Regions from separate parts of the Homo sapiens genome. Here region 2 is linked to region 1. A link is a contact called in ENCODE Hi-C or POLR2A ChIA-PET data. All regions are on one chromosome and are shown on one strand. Each heading gives the region's core, a stretch centred on a gene start or an enhancer-like site at or near the end of the contact. The rest is flanking DNA. Distances are from core to core; before and after follow the strand shown.

The links. Hi-C counts contacts between places; a loop is a spot of excess contacts on that map. ChIA-PET counts read pairs that join two places held with the same protein, here RNA polymerase II (POLR2A).
Region 2: a loop to region 1 is called in a map of K562, with 5 times the contacts of the local background. The contact joins the enhancer-like site here to the promoter of TMEM273 in region 1. A Hi-C loop is called at or near these places in 1 of 168 maps with a recorded cell type or tissue (K562). POLR2A ChIA-PET finds 5 or more read pairs at or near these places in 1 of 52 experiments (activated T-cell).

The regions. Positions count from the first base shown.
Region 1 is chr10:49,186,171-49,191,762 of GRCh38, reverse strand. It overlaps TMEM273 (transmembrane protein 273), which reads left to right and starts at 3,372. Exons shown (of 7, transcript NM_001288740.3): 1 at 3,372-3,469. The coding sequence starts at 3,427. RefSeq lists enhancers at 704-923, 1,384-1,543.
Region 2 is chr10:50,322,957-50,327,839 of GRCh38, reverse strand. SGMS1 (sphingomyelin synthase 1) reads left to right here. Exons shown (of 11, transcript NM_147156.4): 8 at 518-635. Among named protein-coding and RNA genes, the nearest start is that of ASAH2, 74 kb to the right of the region's middle. Within about 2 kb of position 2,284, at least 16 of the 41 ENCODE cell types and tissues checked have a DNase peak (open chromatin) inside an H3K27ac peak, as active enhancers do.

The sequences.
Region 1 (5,592 bases), core at 2,123-4,622:
TCTTCTCTCTTTTTAAATCCATTCTGTGAGGAATTTTTCATATTATTAGTTTTTTCAGAAAAAACTTTTAAGATGTGTTTATCCTCCCCATTGTATCTTTGCTTGCTTCTGGTTCATTCATTTTTGCTCTCATATTTATTGCTTCCTTTCTTCTGCCTTTTTTCTGGGCTTATAATTTTTTCAAACTTCTCTGACTGGTTGCTTATCTCATTCCTTTTTCAGTTCTTCTTTTCTAAGTATTTACATCTATGCATTTCCTTTTAATTATTACCCGGCTTGCATTCTGCAAAATCACATGTGCAACATTTTCATTATCATTCAGTTCCAGCTATTTGTAATTTTCACTGTAATTTTTTCTTTGATCTATGAGTTACTTAGAAATGTTTTAAAATTTCCAAACCAATGGAAATTTCTATCATGTATTTTTGTTACTGTCGTTTAATTCAATTACCTTGTGGTAAGAAAATATGGTCTATATGTCACCTTTTCTTTGAAATTTTTGAGACTTGTATTATGGCCCAGTGTGAGACCGTTTTGGGGTATAAATGTTGCATGCATGCTGAATTGAATGGCTATTTTCTAATTGTTGGGTGCACAGTTCTATGTAAGGCCAATAAACAAATCTGCGTGCTGAATCCTCCCTATCTTTAAATTTGTAAAAATCTGATGCGTAATGATGGTGTTTGGCAGTTTTTTGTGACTTGCACTAAAGGCGTTCACATGAGACATGAATTCTACGAGCTCCCTGGCTGGTCCTGAGGGTGCAGTGCTAAGGACAGAAGAGTCCCAGGCTTGGTGGCCTTGGAAGAGGCCCCACATCCGAGTGAGGGGCAGGATGTCAGAGCTGCCGGAGTGGGGCTCATTCTTTTCTGCTTGTCAGTGCAGTGACCTTCCTCACCTAGATGACCTGGAAAATATTCCTGCCAGGTGGGCTGGAGGCTAGGCCGGCTGAGCATGAGATAAGAAAGTGAAACGACTTCTTTTTTTTTTTTTTTTTTGAGACAGAGTTTCACTCTTGTCGCCCAGGCTGGAGTGCAGTGGCGCAATCTCGGCTCACTGCAACCTCTGCCTCCCGGGTTCAGGCGATTCTCCTGCCTCAGCCTCCCAAATAGATGGGGTGAATTGAATTCTTCATTCAACAAACACCGCTAGGAGCCTGCACTGTGTCAGGTGCTAGGCCAGGTGCCCTGGGCCCTGCCCTCACAAGCTCCTGGGCCAGTGTGAGCCAGTGCCAGGAGCAGCCTCACGGTCAGAACTGGGCGTTCATTACAGGGGTACAGGGTGGGGCATCCGCTCTTCTGGGTGCATTGTGCCACGCCAACAAGACACACACCATCTTGCCAAGGTGCCGTGGCTGGGTGCCAGGGCATCTCGTGAGATTCTAGTTTACGGGGCGTTTTGAGCCTCTGCCTGTCTAAGCAGGGAGCAGACTGCATTTTCCAGACTCGGAGGCTACGGCAGAGTGAAAGCAGAAGTAGCTGCAGATGCTTCCCCTCCTGGGAGTATGTAGGACAGGTCGAGCTCCCAAGGATGTTTGGAGAGGTGTTTGGGAGCAGAAGTTCATGCTGGTGTTTAGGTTGACTCATCCCATGCGAAAGTATTTTGAAATCAGTTGCCGACATTTGAAACTTATTGATTTCATATAAAAACAGAACTGCCTGGTGTGGCTGGAAGCCCTGGGCCTGGCCTGAATGTAGCTCCACCGTCCCCAGCCACTGTCTACAGATTGTCAGGTCTGCACTGGCATTTTCTTTCAATACACTTAGAGGAAAGTGAAATATTTTTCTTACACATGTTCCCATGAACTGGGGCAAAATTAAGAAAACTCCACATATTCCAGGAGAAATAAGAGAGTATGTTTCTTGGTGCAGGTAGAAACTGATCTTAATTTCATCAAATGAATAAAGTGTGGACAGATGGAACTTGAAGGCACCCAGATGAAGCCAATTGCTTCTCTCATGACCAGCCTTCTCCTCTCATGTCCATTATTTATGTGAAACTCAGAAGGAGCCACAGCAGCCATGCAGAAGAACCCAGGGGGCATCTGTGGCACCAGGGCAATCGGACTGCCTCTGGCTGGACCTTGGCAGGGGATGGTACCTGTACACAGAGGGCACATGCAGCCTGAGGGGCATAGGCTGCCAGCCAAAGGCCTGGGTTTCGAGTCCAGCTCTCACATTTACTGCTGCGTGGACTTGGACAGGTTGCATGCTAAGATGGCATTGGGCTCAGTAGCAAGTGCTCACGGTGTTGGCTGCTACCGTTAGGGATTTGACTGAGGGAGCCCAAGAATGAAAAGAGCTCGATTTCTGCCAGCTCAGTTGGGTGGGGGACTCAAGACTTGTCATTAAGTTGATTTATATTTTAAAAAGTGACATTTCCTGCACATTTGGGTTTTTGGCTGAACATCTAAGCATTGTGACAACGTGCAGGTATAAAGGAGTACAGGAGCATAAGGCCTTCAGCCTGCTGGCTGAGCCTGTGTGACTACCAAAGTTCCTCCAGGCTAAGGACCTGGACATGGGGCCTGTAAACTTGGATGGGAAAAAAATTACATCTCTGTTCTCTAACCTCTAAGGAACACTTAGCATCTTCTTCTAATAGTAGTGTGGCAAACGAACCACAGAAACATTACCACCCAGTAACTTTATTTCTGGTAGGAATCACAGGTCTTTCCATCCACATTCCAGCTGTTACAGGTATCTCTCAATATCGATTCCATTTATCACCATGTCGAGATGGTGGTAGCTGTTTCATCTGCTGCCAGATCTTGCTATTTACTGTGTGGATAAATAAGCATGTATATTTCTACTTCACAAGTTTAACAAAATATTTTGATAACTGTGTGTTAATACTACTGATTTCTACTATGATCCTTATCTATTTTAGTTTGGGGATTTAAAAATCTTATTCTGAGAAGAGAGTGATAGGCATTCCTAGACTCAGAGGCTCCCATGGCACAAAAACAGTGACCGAGCTGGACTATTGGCTGGAGGGGCATTTCCTATTTCTGCTCCAAGGCAGAGGCTACTGCAAGGGCTGGACTGCAGGGCAGACCGGCTTTGCCCACATTCCTCTCTGAGACTTACTAGCATGGGTCATTAGGCAAGAAACCGCACCTTACCGAGCTTTGTTCCCACACTCTGTGGGGAAGATTATAGGAGAGAACACTGGGTATAATACCCCAGCATGTACAATGGGTCTAATCACAGCCAGCTTCTGGTGGAGTCCAGAATGACAGGGGCTTCCTTCAGCCCTGTCTTCAGAGAGGCTGAGAGGAACTGAACAGCCTCCTGGCTGTGACAGTGGTTTCCTTCCCCATCAGTCACGTGGGTCTTGTCCTGTCCCCAGAGCCTTGGGTCACATGGCTCATTGTGCCTGCGCTGCCAGCAGCCAGGAGCCAGGAGCCAAGAGCAGAGCGCCAGCATGAACTTGGGGGTCAGCATGCTGAGGATCCTCTTCCTCCTGGGTAAGTGGGGACTGCGGGGGTCTCTGGCCCGGGGGAGCCTCAGTGGGCAGGAAACTGGGGGAGCCTTAGCCCACTGGGGCTTGATCCCTAAAACATAACTCTGTCCCTTTACACAGATGATGTTTCTCACTTTGATCTGGTAGTGAGCAATGATCTTGTTTGTCTCATTCCAGCTGCAACTTACAAATGCTTCTGGGCTAAAGGAGAATAGGAAGGGTCATGGCAGAAGGAGCTTCGGGCTTGGGATCTAGAAACATCTGGGTGTAAACTGTGGCTCCATTGCTGATAAACTAGAATAAGCTTCTGAAACTCCCTAACTTTCTGAACCAATGAGATGGGAGATAATCATGTTTACTTTTTGGGATTTCAAGAGAGTTAAGTTAAATTTAATTAAGTCAAATCAAAATACTGACATAGAATGAGAACATGTAGGCATGTAGATACTGGTATACATTTAATGTTGAATCAGAATTCTCATGCAGTGAAGCAGACTCTTTGCTACTCAGAGGTATCTTTGTTTTTAAAAATTATCTTTAATGCATTCCTTGAAAGAAGGAAGAAAGGAGAGAGGCAAAGACTAAAACAAAGTAGGGCCAAATGGAGGAGAGAAATATAAAGTCAGAGAAGTAGACAGAGAGGAAGAAACTCAAAGAGAGAGAGAGAGAGACAGACAGAGACATAGAGAGATGGTTAGAAATATGCATAGATGGAGACAGAGATGGAGAGAGACACATGCCTTTACGAAGTCCCCTCTGATATCAACTGTTGTTTCCTAAAAAGGCAGCATACGTCCCTCATATATACAAAGACGTTCCTTCCCAGAACTTGCACTGGGCCGAGACTCAATGGGAAGCAGTCTGTCTCCAGATTAAATCTTGTGTCTCCAGACCAATAGGTTGTATCCTGAATGCGGGCAAAGTTAGTGCTGTGGGCAGGTTTCCATCTAAAGTCTGCACTAAGCAGGGGAGAGCAAAGACTTTGGCCTTGGGAGTCAGCATGTCAGACAGACAGCCAGCCACATCATCCATCAGTTTACACATGGAAACGGGCCGTTGGCAGTGACTGTGAAGGGATGTCAGGCACCAGCAAGCAGCGATTAAGGGTGTGCACGGTGGTTAGATGCAGTGTGCCTGCCCAGAGACGTGGTGGAAGGTAAGAGAAGTTGTAACCCTTATTTCTGCTTTTGACTTACCTAGATAAACAAACTAGTCTGTCCTGGTACAAAAAAAGGAAGTTAAATTTAAGAAATCCAATGAAAAATGTGCAAATTATATAAACAGGCAATTCATTGAAGAATCACAGACAATAAAACTTTAAAATGTCCAGTCTCACAAATAATAAAAGATCTAACACCTCCTCGCATTTTTTAGTGTGTCGATGTGCTGGGTGCTCTGCTGAAGATGTTACATGAGCTCATTTGGTTCCCACAGCAACTCTGTGCAATAGGTGCCACAATTACCTGCATGTTATAGATAAGGTTTTAATCACTGGGCCAAGGCATCACAGCTCGTTTCTGCTTTCATATACTATTGATAGAGGTACACAGTGGTTAGGAGTGGGTATCCAGTACGAGACTCCTTAAATGTTCATCCCTGTTCTGTTGTTTACCAGCCTGGAAAACTTGGACAAAGAATTAATCCTCTCTGTGCCCAGTTTTCTCATCTGTAAGTTGGGGACACCTCACAGGACTATTGGGAAAATGAAATCTGTTACCACATTTAAAGCACTTAGCATGGGATGTGATAAGTGGTGAGCACTCACTATTGGATATGAGGGGACTCATTTATTCACTCTCTCCAGAGGGCAATTTGGCAAAATCTGGGTGTCAATGTAAGCGAAATGTAAGATGTTCATAACCCTTCACCCAGAAATTCCACCTCCAGGAATATAACCTGATGAAATAATATGGTAAAACCCTCCCAAAATATTTCACAGGGTATTATTCAACACTGCCGAAACCACGGTGGGAACCAGAAACAAGAGACTATCAGTAGGAATTTGACTAAGTTAATTATGCTTTAGTATTTCCAACAATATCCAATATATTTAGTTGAAAGACATGCCTTTCTATGAGCTGACACGGATGAAACAGAAGTGATGAAGTGATAGTTACAGGTTAGAGT
Region 2 (4,883 bases), core at 1,035-3,534, 1.1 Mb before region 1:
TTCGTTCTTGGCATCATGTTGCCTCAGAGAATCAGTTTCTGGGATGTACAACTAAAATTGTTTAATGTCTTTGACTCATTAAATGGCATAAAAGTTTTAAATTCTCATTCTAATATCATTCTGATTTTCTGAAGATCTTCCTTTGATGACAGCAAAAATACTCACTAAATGTTTAACCACAGATACTGAGTGGGTTCTGGCCAATCAGCGTGGGCTCCACTTGTATGTCCGACAGTTGAACGTCAACTCAAGTTTAAGGCCTCATGAAGCCTAATTAATAGCAATATAAACCAGTTTAAGCACTTTTGGCCAGTTAATATATTTTTTAAAAAGCACCACACAACGTTATTCTCAAAATCTTTGTCTTAATCTGGTATTAGCCATAGTTACAACATTCTGGTTTCAAGTTCTCAAGTAGTTTTTGGGGTTTGTTTTTATTGAGTCATTGAAAAATTACAGTAAATGAACCTACAGAATTTCTTGACTGAGAATCTGCCCTGTTTTTCCCTTTTTCTAGGTCTATTATTAGCAGAAGATTTTTCTGCATAGTTGGCACGCTGTACCTGTATCGGTGTATTACAATGTATGTAACTACACTCCCAGTACCTGGTATGCATTTCAACTGTTCTCCGAAGGTAAACTATTCCTCGCTGTAATTTCGCTTTCTGTTTGTTTCTTGTCTTGCCCTGGGGTCCTTTGAGTGAGGTTGCAGGAAAACGTTTCTTCAGAATACAGTGGAGTCACTCCTCTATCTGAGAATGTTACTAAATGATATGGCCAGGCAGCCCCACCCTTCCCAGAATCTCTAAGCCCTGCCAGTGCCTCCCAACTGGGGAAATGTGTGTTGGAAGCAGTTAAGCTTTGTGTAGTTCTTTGGTTTCCTGCCAAATTGTTAAAATATCATTCATTTCTTTGACACGCATCCAGAAGCTTTTATATGCTTCCTCTCCCTCGGAGGGAGAGCTCGATTTCAAGTGACATTTTTTCCATTTTCCTTCTTTCTATTAATCCCTACAGCAGAGCCAGGAAGAGAAAGTATTCCTATTTCCTTGCAGTCCTCAACCAAGCCAAATAAGATCACTGTTCTCTGGGGTAATATATTGCCTTATTGATTTTCTCTAGTAACAAAGAAGTCTTTTTAAAAATAAACTTTATTCCTCTCTTATTGTCTCTACCTTTCCATCAGATTCAAATGACACTCTTCACCTCCTAACCTTTACCTTGGAAGAATTTTTAACTAGGGTGATCGTTGGAACTCTGTGAAATAATTAGCAGATTTTATTGTTAAAATATTTATGTACATTAAAGCTCTTTAATGAATTTTTAAAAGAGGCTAATTTCTCTCCTTGATTTTTGGTGGGAGAAAATATAGTATACTCTGATGTATTTGAGATCATTTCTTTGCATTATACCTGTGTGGGTGAAACAGCCAAACACTTTCAGTCTCATTGCTTTGTACTTTTGTTCCTCCAGAAGAGATGTTCTCTTTGATAGAATCTTTGGAAAGAGAGCTGAAAAATTCACTCTGGATTTTTAATTTGATCATATGAAATTTTGGATCTCTTTAATTTGTATGTCTCCTGTGGCTCTTTTCTTTGCTAAACTTACATATGTGCCTACAGAGATAGCTCATTTCTTACTTAACTTTTTGCTTTTTTTAATTTTTTAATTTTTTTAATTTTTTTTATTTTTTGCTACACACTACTTCCTTACCTCTGGAAGAGCTGTCATACAAAAGCAATGTTCTCAACATTCCACTCTTCTCTATCAGCCATCCTGCCTCCCTGCACTCTCCTTCTTGCAGTTTCTTTCGCCCTTCCAAAGAAGCCAGCTTCACATCGTTTTTATTGTCTGTAAAAGCTCTCAAGCACTCACCTGTAGCTCCTGGGTTATAGGGAATATCTTGTTGTCATTGAAAATCCAAGGATATGGACTCTTGCTGGGAGCCTGGCTTGATAAGCAGCATGTTCTCAGCAGTAAACTGACAGTTTAGGATATTCACCTAAGTTTAATTCAGCTCCTTAAAAAAGTCTGTGCATTGGGAAATTTTGCTACCAAGGGGTAGGTAGATGTAGGTTCTGGCCAAGCACATGTTGAAGATGGATCCAGTATTGAGGGGCCGTACCATGTAGCCTTTCTCCCTACTCTGGTTCTAAACTTGTTTCTTCTTGAGGACTACTGTAGCTCCGCCAGTTGCTGGCAAGCCCATACTTGGTGAGCCATTGGTTCTTACATAGTCAGCTTGAGTCATCAACATATCTAACCAAAATTCTTTGCCTAAGAATAGCTTGTGGGTTTTCTTCGTAAACACAGAAGTAGCAGCAGGAACTGTTCACAAAAGCCAAACTCAAACGTGTTGCTCATTTATTGTGTTGCCAGAAATCCCAACTAGGGCCCTCATTCTATGAGGATCTTCTGGAAACTAGAATCTTAAACAGTAGGAGGTGAAATATTAGCACACCTTAGAAAAAAATACTAGTTAAAACTCATTAAATCTAATTACTACAAAATCTAATTTTGTAGAATAAGACTCTTGGAAGAAAGGATTTAGAATACACTTTTTTATTCTGAAAACTTTCACATGTATCCCAACTGCTATAAGGAACTCCCATAAACCCAACACTCAGATTCAATAATTATCAAGATTTGCAACATTTGTTTCCTTTCTTTTTTCTTTTTGAAGTATTTAAAACAACTCCCAGGTAACGTCATTTCACCTCCACATACTTTAGTACGCATCTAAAAACTGTGAACATTTTAGTACAAAACCATAATGCTATTGGTGTTCAACAAAATTAATAGTAATTCTGTGATATCAGCAATTACAAGTTGATGCGATATCCTGATTGTCTTAAAATGCTTTTCCTTTTTTTACAGTTGGTTTGTATAAATTAGGGTCCAAAATCTTTATATTACATTTACTTGTTCTGTCTTTTAAGTCTATAATTCTAAAGCAGTCCTTTCTTCCTTTCACCCCTCTACCAGTAGCCTGTAGACATTAGATTAATAGTCCTACAGAATATCCCACTTTCTGGATTTATCCATTTGTTTCTTTGTGGTGTCAAGTGACTTGTGTCGCTCTATGTTTCCTCTGAATAGAAAGTTGGCTCTGCAGACTTAATTAGATTCAATTTTAGCTTGTTAACAGAATATTTGCCAGGTGGAATAGAAAGACTTCTGAAGCTAGGCACAAGAGTTGGGAAAGGCTTCGAAGGCTTGGTGCTGCCTCTTGGATGGCAGATCAAGCTTAAGAAATTCAGTGGTCAGGCAAGGGCTAGAATCCTCCACTGAGAACGAGTATCTGAAGACAGAAAAGGGTGACACTGGAGAGAAGCCTCAGAGGACAGCTTTGCCTACTTTAGAATCATACCTAGGGCTAAGGGAATCAGAAGTGAGAGGAACCTTATTAAAAGTCACTCAGGCCAAAGTTCTATTTGATGTCTGAACATCATCGCCACTGAATCTTCCATCTCTCTCTGAACCATTGTACAGAGAGGGAACTTAATTGCCCCTGTAAAAATACAAACTTACCTAATAGTAAAAAGAACACTAAAGTTAAGGTTAAGACAGTCTTACACAACCACTTACTAGCATTGGGCAAGTCATTTAACTTTTCAGAGCCTCAGTTCCCTCCCTAAATGGCAAAGCAGAGCTAATGATGCTTTTTGAAATCTGTCTTAAGGAGTTATAGGTGTGGAAGGAGACAGTTTCTAGGGGCTCTGTGGGTGTAACGCACTATACAGAAGTAAGAAGAGGACTTAGTATTGTCATCATGCTTCAACCCCTAGACTCTTATTTATCCAGTGAGAACTGATTTAACAAACATACATTAGGGACCTACTGTGCTTTGGGTGCTAGAGTATGAGGCATGAGGAAGGTAGATATAGTTCCTACCTTTGTGGAAAACACCTTAAAATCTGTTAGTTTAAATTTGTAACTTATGTAATAAATGTGTAAAATGCTGTGATAAGGGCCTCAAGCTAAGCTACTGGCCCTAAGGATGGATGGAGAGGAAGAAACAGACTTGAGCAATATTTAAGAGACCAAATTGATACAACTTGATAATAGATTTCATGCAGGGAATGAGAATAGGGAAAGATTCCAAGGGCTGGATTTTACACTGGTATAATGACATGGTATAGAGGAAATGAGAGTTAATGAGTTGGATTAAACACAGAGTTTAAAGTATCTGTGAGATATCTAAGTGGTGATGTCCAAGATAGTTAGCAATATAGTCTAAAGCTGAGGGAAACATCAGGCTGGAAAATAAATATTTGTGAATCATCATATTCTGGATGGTGGTTAAAGCTGTGGATATGGATGAAAAGGCCCAGAAACAAGTTACAGAAAGCACAGTGCTTCCAGAATTGGATATTCTATTATTTGAGATACCAATTAAGGCCTGTCACTTGGTGGATACTCTGACAGTTACTCAATATCACTAAACTGTAAGGGAGGAGAGTTGAGCTTTAGAATATGACTTCCTGCTTAATACAGTCATGTGAACTTAAACTTGGTTTCACTATGCCATTAAAATGCTGTAATTAGTGTACTTAATGCTTCCCTTAATGCCAGTACTCAAAATGTGCAGCTCCTAAGAAAAATGTTTCAACAAGTATACAGTAGTGATTATAAAAATTGGTCTTATTGTTCATTCACTCGATGGCAGTATACTCTTCACAAAATATAATCGCTCAGAGAAATAATAATCCTATGAGATGATCAGGCTGTGAGGAAAAGTAGGCTTCCCATAAATGTTTCTGCAGCAATAATAAGCCACTGGGAAAAGGAAGTGAAAAGGGAAGTGGATGTGTTCAGTTTCTAGATTGCAAATTTCTGGCATATCCCATGGTGGTATACATGTGCATGGCTTACACTGGAGG